Regions from separate parts of the Homo sapiens genome. Here region 1 is linked to region 2. Evidence: chromatin contacts called from ENCODE Hi-C or POLR2A ChIA-PET data. All regions are on one chromosome and are shown on one strand. The core of a region is the stretch at or near the end of the contact, and the rest is flanking DNA. Distances in the headings are between cores, read along the strand shown.

Region 1 (4,410 bases), core at 1,688-4,187, 3.2 Mb before region 2:
AATTGCTTGAACTCGGGAGGTGGAGGTTACAGTGAGCTGAGATCGTGCCACTGCACTCCAGCCTGGGTGAGGGAATGAGACTGTGTCTCAAAAGAAAAAAAAAAGAGGTGATTAGGTCGTGGGGCTCTGCCCTCATGAATGGATTAACAACATTATTTCAGGAATAGGTTTGTGATTGTGAGAGTCTGTCCCCCTTTTTCTCTGTCTTGAGTGCTGTCACTCTTCTCACTATATGATGCTTTCTGCTGTTATAATGCAGCAAGAAGACCTTCACCAGATATGGCTCCTCAGTCTTGGACTTCCTGGTCTCCAGAACCATGAACCAAGGAAACTTCTTTTTAAATTACCCAGTTTGTGGTATAACAGCAGCAAAAAACAGACTGAGACATATGGCTTCCTTGAGCTTAGAGATGCTGTGTCTACTCAGCTTCATCTGTCATTATGACCATACATTTCCCAAGTGTGTGGGATTTGGACATTGGAAGCTGTGCCTAGGAGTTGCGAGACCTCTACTACACTGTTACTTTACATACTGTGCTGTTACTTTTTGATTCTTTCTAAAAACAAAGTAAATTTGGAGTTAAGTGAAGTCTTTTGTGTCTCATGAGTTGATTATTAATCTGAACCCAAGTTGAGCAGAGTTGGAAAATTTTCATAGCAATAAATTATCCTCTGTATTCTAACTTAATCCTTCTAGTCTCAACCGCCAAAGCCCAAAGGGTCTACAAAGAGGAAAAACCTACTTGATAAATGGGTAGGTAGATTCTCATTATGACTTGACGTTAATGTCCCTCTCAGCTCAGCAACTTCAAACACTAAATTGTCAATGACCCTAATGGTTTTCTGAGATAATAGAAAGTACCATCATGAGAGAAAGAGGTATAAAAAACACAAAGGGAGAAAATCCTATAATAAAATGGCATGCAATTGGCAGCCACTGATTCAATTTCTCCCACTCGCCCACTAAATGTTTATGAAATACTGGTAAAAGGCAAACCTCACATTACCTCATGCTAAAACTAAAACTGACAGATAATCTATTGCTAAAACCTATAAAAATTTGTATCCATTTCCACAAGGAAATAAAAGCAGATTGAGGAAAAACAATTTTTAAGTTAGCTAATAATTGCCTCCTGAAATATAACAGGACAGCTAAGCTGAAAGAAGGTAAAAAGCCAAGTATTTCTCCATGAGCCCTGCTGATTGGTCCAGGGTTTAGAACAATCAAGAAAAAAAATGGATGACAAAAGAAGTACTTTTTGAGGTATACTGTTCTTCACTCCCACTTTCCACATCAATTCATAAACACCCTGGAAGGGAATGGGATTGGTGGCATGCCATTGCATCTGGGGAGATTTGGTCCCCACAAATAAAGCACTGTAGTTGAATGTAGTACTTGAAGAGTCAGACAGACTTGCCACTTACTAGCTAGGTGACTCTAAGTGGGTTATTTAACCTCTCTCTACTCAATTTCCTCATCTAGGGTTGCTGTTAGTATTAAATGAGATAGTGAATGTACAGCACAAAGCATAGTACCTTGTACAATGCTTTGTTCAATAAATGGTAGGCATTTTTATTATGACAAGGGTAGAAAATGGGAAAGTTCTAAGAGTTCTAGGAGTATGTGTGTGCATTGTAGGTTGAGGCTTTGTTTTATGCTCTATGTTCAGTGTGTCAGAGAATCTAGCCATGGAGTGAGAGTGGGGTGGAGTGAGAGTGGATTCTCTGTTAGTCTTATGCTGTCATATATGACGAATGTTTGTCCAGGTACTTGTCATTTTAGCCAGATTTCCAGCTACACAGTCAATGAGGGGCTCACACTTAGCTGAATGGATAGGGTTGTACAAGCCACAATCCCTGTCTTTGGTAAAAGACAAAAATTGACACTACAACAAAAAAACTGACATGGGTTATGGGTCTATGAAAAAAATACTGCACAAAAAAATGGCTTGGAATCCTAAATAATATGGAGGAATACACAAACTCTATGAAACAGCAACAAGCTAATTAGCCACCTTAAACACTGAAGAGTTGGGTACCTCATTTCCCCTCATCATCTCTACCCATTTTACCACCATTCTGGGTGCCCTCTGTCTCTTCCTGAATGACCATTCTGTTGTGGGCTAAATTGTGTTTTCAGCTCCATCCCCATTCATATGTTGAAGTCCTAAGTTCTATTGCCCCAGGATATGACTATATTTGGAAATGGGGTCTTTAAAGAGTTAATGAAGGTTAAATGAAGTCTTTGGAGATTGGTCTCAATCCAATATGACCCATGTCCTTGTAAGGGAAGATTAGTTCACAGACAGAGAAGAAAGAACACTTAAAGGCACAGGGAGAATACGGCTACCGACAAGCCAAGACAAGCCTCTGAAGAAAGACCTTGCTCACGCCTTGATCTCAGAGTGCCAGCCTCCACAACTGTGAGGAAATGAATTTCTGTGGTTTAAGCCACCCAGTCTGTGGCACTTGGGAAGCCCTAGCAAACTAATATACCATCCAATTGCTTGGCCTCTCAGTTTCTTTATTTTCTCATCTCTAGGGACTTTTACTGTGTTTCTCTTCAGCCCCTCCTCCCAGGGCAGCACCCTGATGCTGTCATGATCCAGAACCTTCTGAAATATTACATTCAAATCTGTACTGTTGGGAAATCTCTGACCATAGTTATACTGCCTTGTGACCTTCACATTTGGCTACTGCCACCCAATCCTTCAATGTCACCTGTGTCCCCAAATAAACCCCACTTCTTGCTCCCAACTCCCCCGTCATCTTCCTTGTCAACTGAATCTAGACATTGTGGTTTATCACTTCATCCTTTGTTTTGTCAGTATCTTTAAACCTGTATTTCCTTCCATAGTGACAGCCTCGCAAAACCCCAACCCAGCTGTTTTCCCTGAACTCATACAGTATTTCTGAGCAGTGTTAAAGGAAACCGCACAGCCACATCATGTGTTCTGAACCATTGTAAAGTCATTTAGGTCTTCAAGCCTGTCCCATTATCTCTTCCCTTCTCTGCAGCTACTATTTCAAACTTCCTCTATTCTCTCTTCAAAATTTGGCTCTCACTATGTCCAACAGATGACTTCACTTCCTATTTTATAGGGAAAATTGAGGTCACCAGAGAGAAATTTCCCCCAGTTCTGCCAACTAATCTGTAAACATCTTCATTCTCACTAGTCATTCTTTGTTACCCTGTATTACACACGAATATGTGCTCCTTTTCCTTCCTGAGGTTAATTCCTTAATAACCCTTTGAATTCCATTTCTCACAGTTCTTCCAAGGCCTCACACTTTTCATTGTTCTTTTGTTCTCTCTCATGTTTAATTCTCTACTTTCTCCCCTTATCTGTTCCTTCTGCTCACTATTTAAATACTCTCAAAATATCCCAGTAGCCCCTGCTACTTCTGGAAGCGTGCCTCACGCCTCAGTGTGCTGGGGCAAAATGTTGGAATGAGCCCCACTGACACACGGACATACAAAGTTTGTTTGTTTGTTTTGAGATGGAGCTCTGTCACCCAGGCTGGAGTGTAGTGGCGCGATCTTGGCTCACTGCAACCTCTGCCTCCCGAGTTAAAGCGACTCTCCTGCCTCAGCCTCCCGAGTACCTGGGATTACAGACGGCTGCCACCATGCCCAGCTAATTTTTGTATTTTTAGTAGAGATGGGATTTTGCCATGTTGCCCAGGCTGGACTCAAACTCCTGACTTCAGGTGATCGCCTCAGCCTCCTAAAGTGCTGGGATTACAGGCAGGAACGACCACGCCTGGCCTGGCATTGTTTTAAGTGTCTTTCATATTTTAACTCAACTACCACACAACAGAGCTCTAAGAAAGTCACGATTTTTTCCATATTGGGCAGCTTAGAAAATAAACCATACATAATAACAGAACAATAACAAAAGCAAACATTTACATGGCACCTAATATTAAAAATGCTGTACATTATTACATGATTTATTTCTCACATTAACACTATGAGATTGGTACTATGACCGTTTCTGCTTTACAGAGTGTGACTTCTAAGGATACCCAGTTGGCAAGTGGTAGAGTCAGGATTAGAACCCAAGCAGTTTTAACACATTGTTAAATGTGTTAGCACTGTTTTGAGAAAATCTTTAATCAAAAAGCAAATCAAAAGTAAGACCTGAAGAAGGAAGAAGTCACGGAATAAAAGAATCATTGACTAATTTCTGTCCTACCAGCTCCACTGCTTCCCAGCTCTGTGACCTGAGGCAAGTTGTGTAACCTTTGTGTCTCAATTTTCTCATTAAAAAAAAGGAATAATAAGATTATTTATTTCTTTGGTTGTGAAGATAAAAATATGTTAAAGCACATAAAGTGCTTATATCAATGCTTAAGAATGTAAGATGTACTAAATCAGGGGTGTCCAATATTTTGGCTTTCCTGGGT
Region 2 (4,641 bases), core at 1,580-4,079:
CCCCTGCTGTAACCATCAGCTCTATCCCTTCTGTGCTGATCAACATCTTTGCAAATAGAAACCTTGATTTACAAGCCCCTTGTATTCTGCGTAAGCCACCTCCAGTTCTATCCTGATCTCCTAACCACGACCTCAGGGAGAGCTTCTAACTATAAATAAAGTGGTTTTTACCAACTCAGTCAATTCTCAGATTTAAAGATACATTGGTCCCAGTGCAGCAGGCTATAGAAGTCATGGTAGTTTCCCCTCTAGAAGCCATCCCCACCTATTCTTGGGTCATAGACCCCTGATTTTGTTCAGGCATCAGGTAGCCACATGCTTCAGGAAAGCTGGGTCCTTCTCCAGCCCCAGAGCCAAAAAACCAGCACTGTATTTCAGTTAAGAGTCTGGTCTCATGATTCCTTCATAGGCTCTTGTGTGACCTTAGGTAAGTTACTAAAACTTTGTGTGTCTTGGTTCAATTTCTTTTGTCAGGGATTGTTATAGCTGACTTGCTGGGGTTGGCAGAGTTAAAACAAACAAACAAAAAATCTGAGAACTTGTTAATGCTCCTGAGTCACTGAATTAACCAACCATAGAATATACGCTCCCTGAAGGCAGAGATTATTGCCTGCTTTATTCACTCATACATCACCAGCACCAAAAACAGTGCCTGGCACTTAGTAGGTGCTCAATAAGTACTGGTTAAATTGCATTGACTTGAATCTCAGACTCATTAAATTGCAGGCAAGACTTTTTGTTATGTGACATAATAAATACCCAGCCCAAAGCATCTTGATACATAAATACCCTTTGTCTAGTCAGTACCATTCTTTCCTAGGAACTGTCCCCTCCACATGTTTACAAATATGGCAGCGATGGGAGCTGAGTTAATACATTGTGACCCAGTGGCTACCATTAATTCATTCAGGGGTGGCTACCTGACCCAAATGGGATCAATCTTAACCCTTTCCCAGGAGTTTGGAATTAGACTAAGACTCAGGTCAATCTTGCTGCTGTTTGAAAAGGAAGAAACATAAGATGTGGCCTATTGGCAGTTGTGTTTCCCATGTGCACGCATGAACACTACAGCAGGTTAGCTGGCAGCAAGCAAAGAAGGAAGCCAACTGGCAAAACAAAGACAAAAGATGGACAGAGAGTGCTTGTGGTATTTAAGTGTGGTTAAGTGCGACCCACCTACATTCCAGTTCTTGGAGTCTGGGAAACACATGGATTTTCTTATGATAGTCTCTTTTCTCCTTAGGCTATTTTGAGTTGGGCTACTGTTAATTGCAGAGAAAAGATCCTAAGAGGTTTTTTGTTGTTGTTGTTTTAATTATAGTTATGAATTCTGAGTAAACCACACCTTACTTCCTGTAACTATTATATGCACCCATGAAAGGTAAACACTTTAAAAAAAAAATAGGGCCGGGTGCAGTGGCTCATGCCTGTAATTTCAGCACTTTGGGAGGCCGAGGTGGGCAGATCACGAGGTCAAGAGATCGAGACCATCCTGGCCAAAATGGTGAAACCCTGTCTCTACTAAAAATACAAAAATTAGCTGGGCATTGTGGCATGTGCCTGTAGTCCCAGCTACTTGGGAGGCTGAGGTAGGAGAATTGCTTGAACCTGGGAGGTGGAGGTTGCAGTGAGCCGGGATTGCGCATCTGTACTCCAGCCTGGTAACACAGAGAGGTTCTGTCTCAAAAAAAAGAAAGAAAGAAAAAAAAAAGAAATGCTGAGGGACAAATATAACCCGAAACATAACCATAAAACCTTTGGAAACTTAAACGAGAAACAAACTCTGAGTACACTTGTCTCAAGTCTACCTTTAAGCCATCCTCTACAGCCCTTGCACTCCAGTCCTCTTCTTTTGTCCATGCAAACATGGTGACCAATGAGATTCTTCACTGTTTACAATGGTGTGCTCCACTATCATCCCCTGGTTTTTCCATGTGGCAAACTCCGTAACTGGAAACCCTTTCTATTCTAGCTGTTTAGTACATAACTCCTAAAGTTCTCTCTTCTCGTCAGCTTTAAATGACTTCATGGTTGGTTTTGCTTTTATTTTTCTCTGAGGTTTCAATGTACAATTCCAGGAACTAGCTATCTCTATCAACCTGAAACTGTGCCTGGGTTCTACGTTGATAATTTTTTACTAAGCCACAGGGACCATCTGGTCTAAGGTCATGACTCTGTTTGCCATTTGTGCAGCTGCCTGCACATCTGTAGGTTCCGATGCATTCTTTTATTATTGTCTGCTTTCTATTGCATGTTGTCAAAGGCCTGGGGACTGCATCTGTTTGAATTTTGTCTGTAGGGCTCCGAACATAGAGCAGTGTGTGGTTGGGAACACAGAAAACATTACTTTCAGCAAACTGGATTCATAAAGAGTCATGATGAATGGAAATGATGAGGGAGATTTGAGCCCAGGAATAGGGACTGGGTTTCCTATTTACCTCCTCACTAACAATGATGCTTTTAAATGTTCTCGCTCTGAACAACTTTATCAATGCTTTGAGCTGAGACCCACTCACATAATGATTATTTCCTTGTAAGTACTTATTATTTAGTTGAGTTAGCTCTTTCAATATGAAGTTTTTATACTGGTTTTTAGAATTGTTCACCATACATTCTCTTTAACATGTATTCTCTTAGTCTCTCTTTCTGTCTCTGTCTCTCTCTACACACACACACACACACACACACAAACACACACACACGTTCATTTGAACTCAGGTTTTAATGCTGGGTCTATACTTGGCCAACATCTTCAAGGTCACTAATGTTACTTCTTGCCTCTGCTGTGTGGGAGCCAGAGTGTGAGTCATCAGGGTGAATAATGCCTCTGTGATACTACCAGATTGTGTTTGTCTCCACTTCAAAGCTCTTAGTTTTAACAGAATAGTATTTCTCCATCCCGCCCACCCAAACAGCAGTCTAGATGGCTGAGAGGCAACAGTTATATGAACAGTAGTATCATTTCCATAGGATGGGCTACTCCCCACCCGACCCATATTCCTCAAAAAACCTGCAGGACCCTTTATAGAAGTTCTCAGGCAACATTCTAGTCAGGTTTTGTTGACTAGAGATTACAGCTCATCACCTCTTTTTTTTTTCTTCTTTCCTTCCTCCTTCCTTCCTTCCTTCCTCTCTCTCCCCCTTCCCTTCCTCTCTCCTTTCCCTTCCCTTTCCCTTTCCATTTTTGAGAGGGAGTCTCACTCTGTCACCCAGGCTGGAGTGCAGTGGCGCAATCTTGGCTCACCGTAACCTCCGCCTCCCGGGTTCAAGCGATTCTCCTGCCTCAGCCTCCCGAGTAGCTGGGATTACTGGCGCTACCACCACACCCGACTAATTTTTTTGTATTTTGAGTACAGATGGGGTTTCACCATGTTACCCAGGATGGTCTCAATCTCCTGACCTCATGATCCACCAGCCTCGGCCTCCTAAAGTGCTGGGATTACAGACATGAGCCACTGTGCCTGGCCTCCTTCCTTCCTTTTCTTTCCATTCTTTTTTTGCCTCACATAGGTCTATAAATCTGCCATTTCTGATCCATCTTCAGTGATCTTTTTTTTTTCATAGTTCACTGCAACCTCGAACTCCTGGGTCCAAGCAATCCTCCCATCTCAGCCTCCCAAGTAGCTTGAACTACAAGTGTGCACCACGGCACCTGTTTTTCAGTTACTGCTCTTCCCTTTAATCTTTCACTTTCTTTTTCATTCACCAAAGACTTTATGACTGAGTTTGTCAAAAAAAAAAAAAAAAAAAAAGAGAAGCAGTGAAAGGAAGAACAGAAGAAAGGAAGCAAGCAAGCAAGCAAGCAAGCAAGCAAGCAAGCAAGCAAGCAAGCAAGCCAGACAGACAGAAAGAGAAAGACCAGACATGGTGGCTCATGCCTGCAAGCCCAGCACTTTGAGAGGCTGAGGCAGGCAGATTGGTTGAGTCCAGGAGCTCAAGACCAGCCTGGGCAATGTGGTGAAACCCCGTCTCTACAAAAAATACAAAAATCAGTTGGGCATGGTGCACATGTAGTCCCAGCTACTCAGAAGGCTGAGGTGGGAGGATTGCTTGAGCCCGGGAGGTTGAGGCTGCAGTGGGCTATGATCATACCACTGCACTCTAGCCTAGGCAACAGAGCAAGACCTTCTCTCAAAAACAAAAACAAACCAAAAAAAGTCTTTAAACCCAAGAATCAACTCCCACTTCCACAGCCTCCTTGTGGCTCCTCTCACAGGAACACTTTATTTTAAAAGTCATGTGACTCTGGTGAGACTACAGTGCAGAGTGGCCATGATGGAAAGAATAATGGTGGAACTGCTACCATTGAGCACCTAATCACAGTGCCAGCTGGTTTACACACCTATTTCAGTAACTCCCCAAAACTGAAGTAAGCCTTATTATCTTTTTTACCCATGAGTAGAGTGAGGTTCAGAGATACTCAATAACTTGCCCAAGATCATAGCCATTAAGCAGAAAGGAGGAAAATAACCAACTCTGTACGGTGACGAGATTCATGCTTTTTTTGGTCAGGGGAGGGGGGCTCAGTTGCTTGGTGAGAGAGGAGATATTAACCTGTCTAGACTTCCTAGTTTTTCTATGTCCTGCCTTTCTTGCTGCGAATTTATGGGATAACTTGAGAATATAATTTTCTCTGATCAT

The links. A loop is a pair of places that touch in the nucleus more often than their neighbours do. ChIA-PET counts read pairs that join two places held with the same protein, here RNA polymerase II (POLR2A). Pooled maps may share reads with other maps.
Region 1: a loop to region 2 is called in a map of naive thymus-derived CD4-positive, alpha-beta T cell, with 5 times the contacts of the local background. The contact joins two enhancer-like sites. A Hi-C loop is called at or near these places in 1 of 168 maps with a recorded cell type or tissue (naive thymus-derived CD4-positive, alpha-beta T cell) and 6 of 50 pooled maps. POLR2A ChIA-PET finds 5 or more read pairs at or near these places in 1 of 52 experiments (activated naive CD4-positive, alpha-beta T cell).

Annotation. Positions count from the first base shown.
Region 1 is chr2:161,076,183-161,080,592 of GRCh38, reverse strand. No RefSeq gene overlaps it. Among named protein-coding and RNA genes, the nearest start is that of TANK-AS1, 82 kb to the left of the region's middle. Within about 2 kb of position 2,937, at least 11 of the 41 ENCODE cell types and tissues checked have a DNase peak (open chromatin) inside an H3K27ac peak, as active enhancers do.
Region 2 is chr2:157,896,904-157,901,544 of GRCh38, reverse strand. All of the region lies in intron 1 of LOC105373714 (a long non-coding RNA gene), which reads right to left. Among named protein-coding and RNA genes, the nearest start is that of ACVR1, 23 kb to the right of the region's middle. Within about 2 kb of position 2,829, at least 6 of the 41 ENCODE cell types and tissues checked have a DNase peak (open chromatin) inside an H3K27ac peak, as active enhancers do.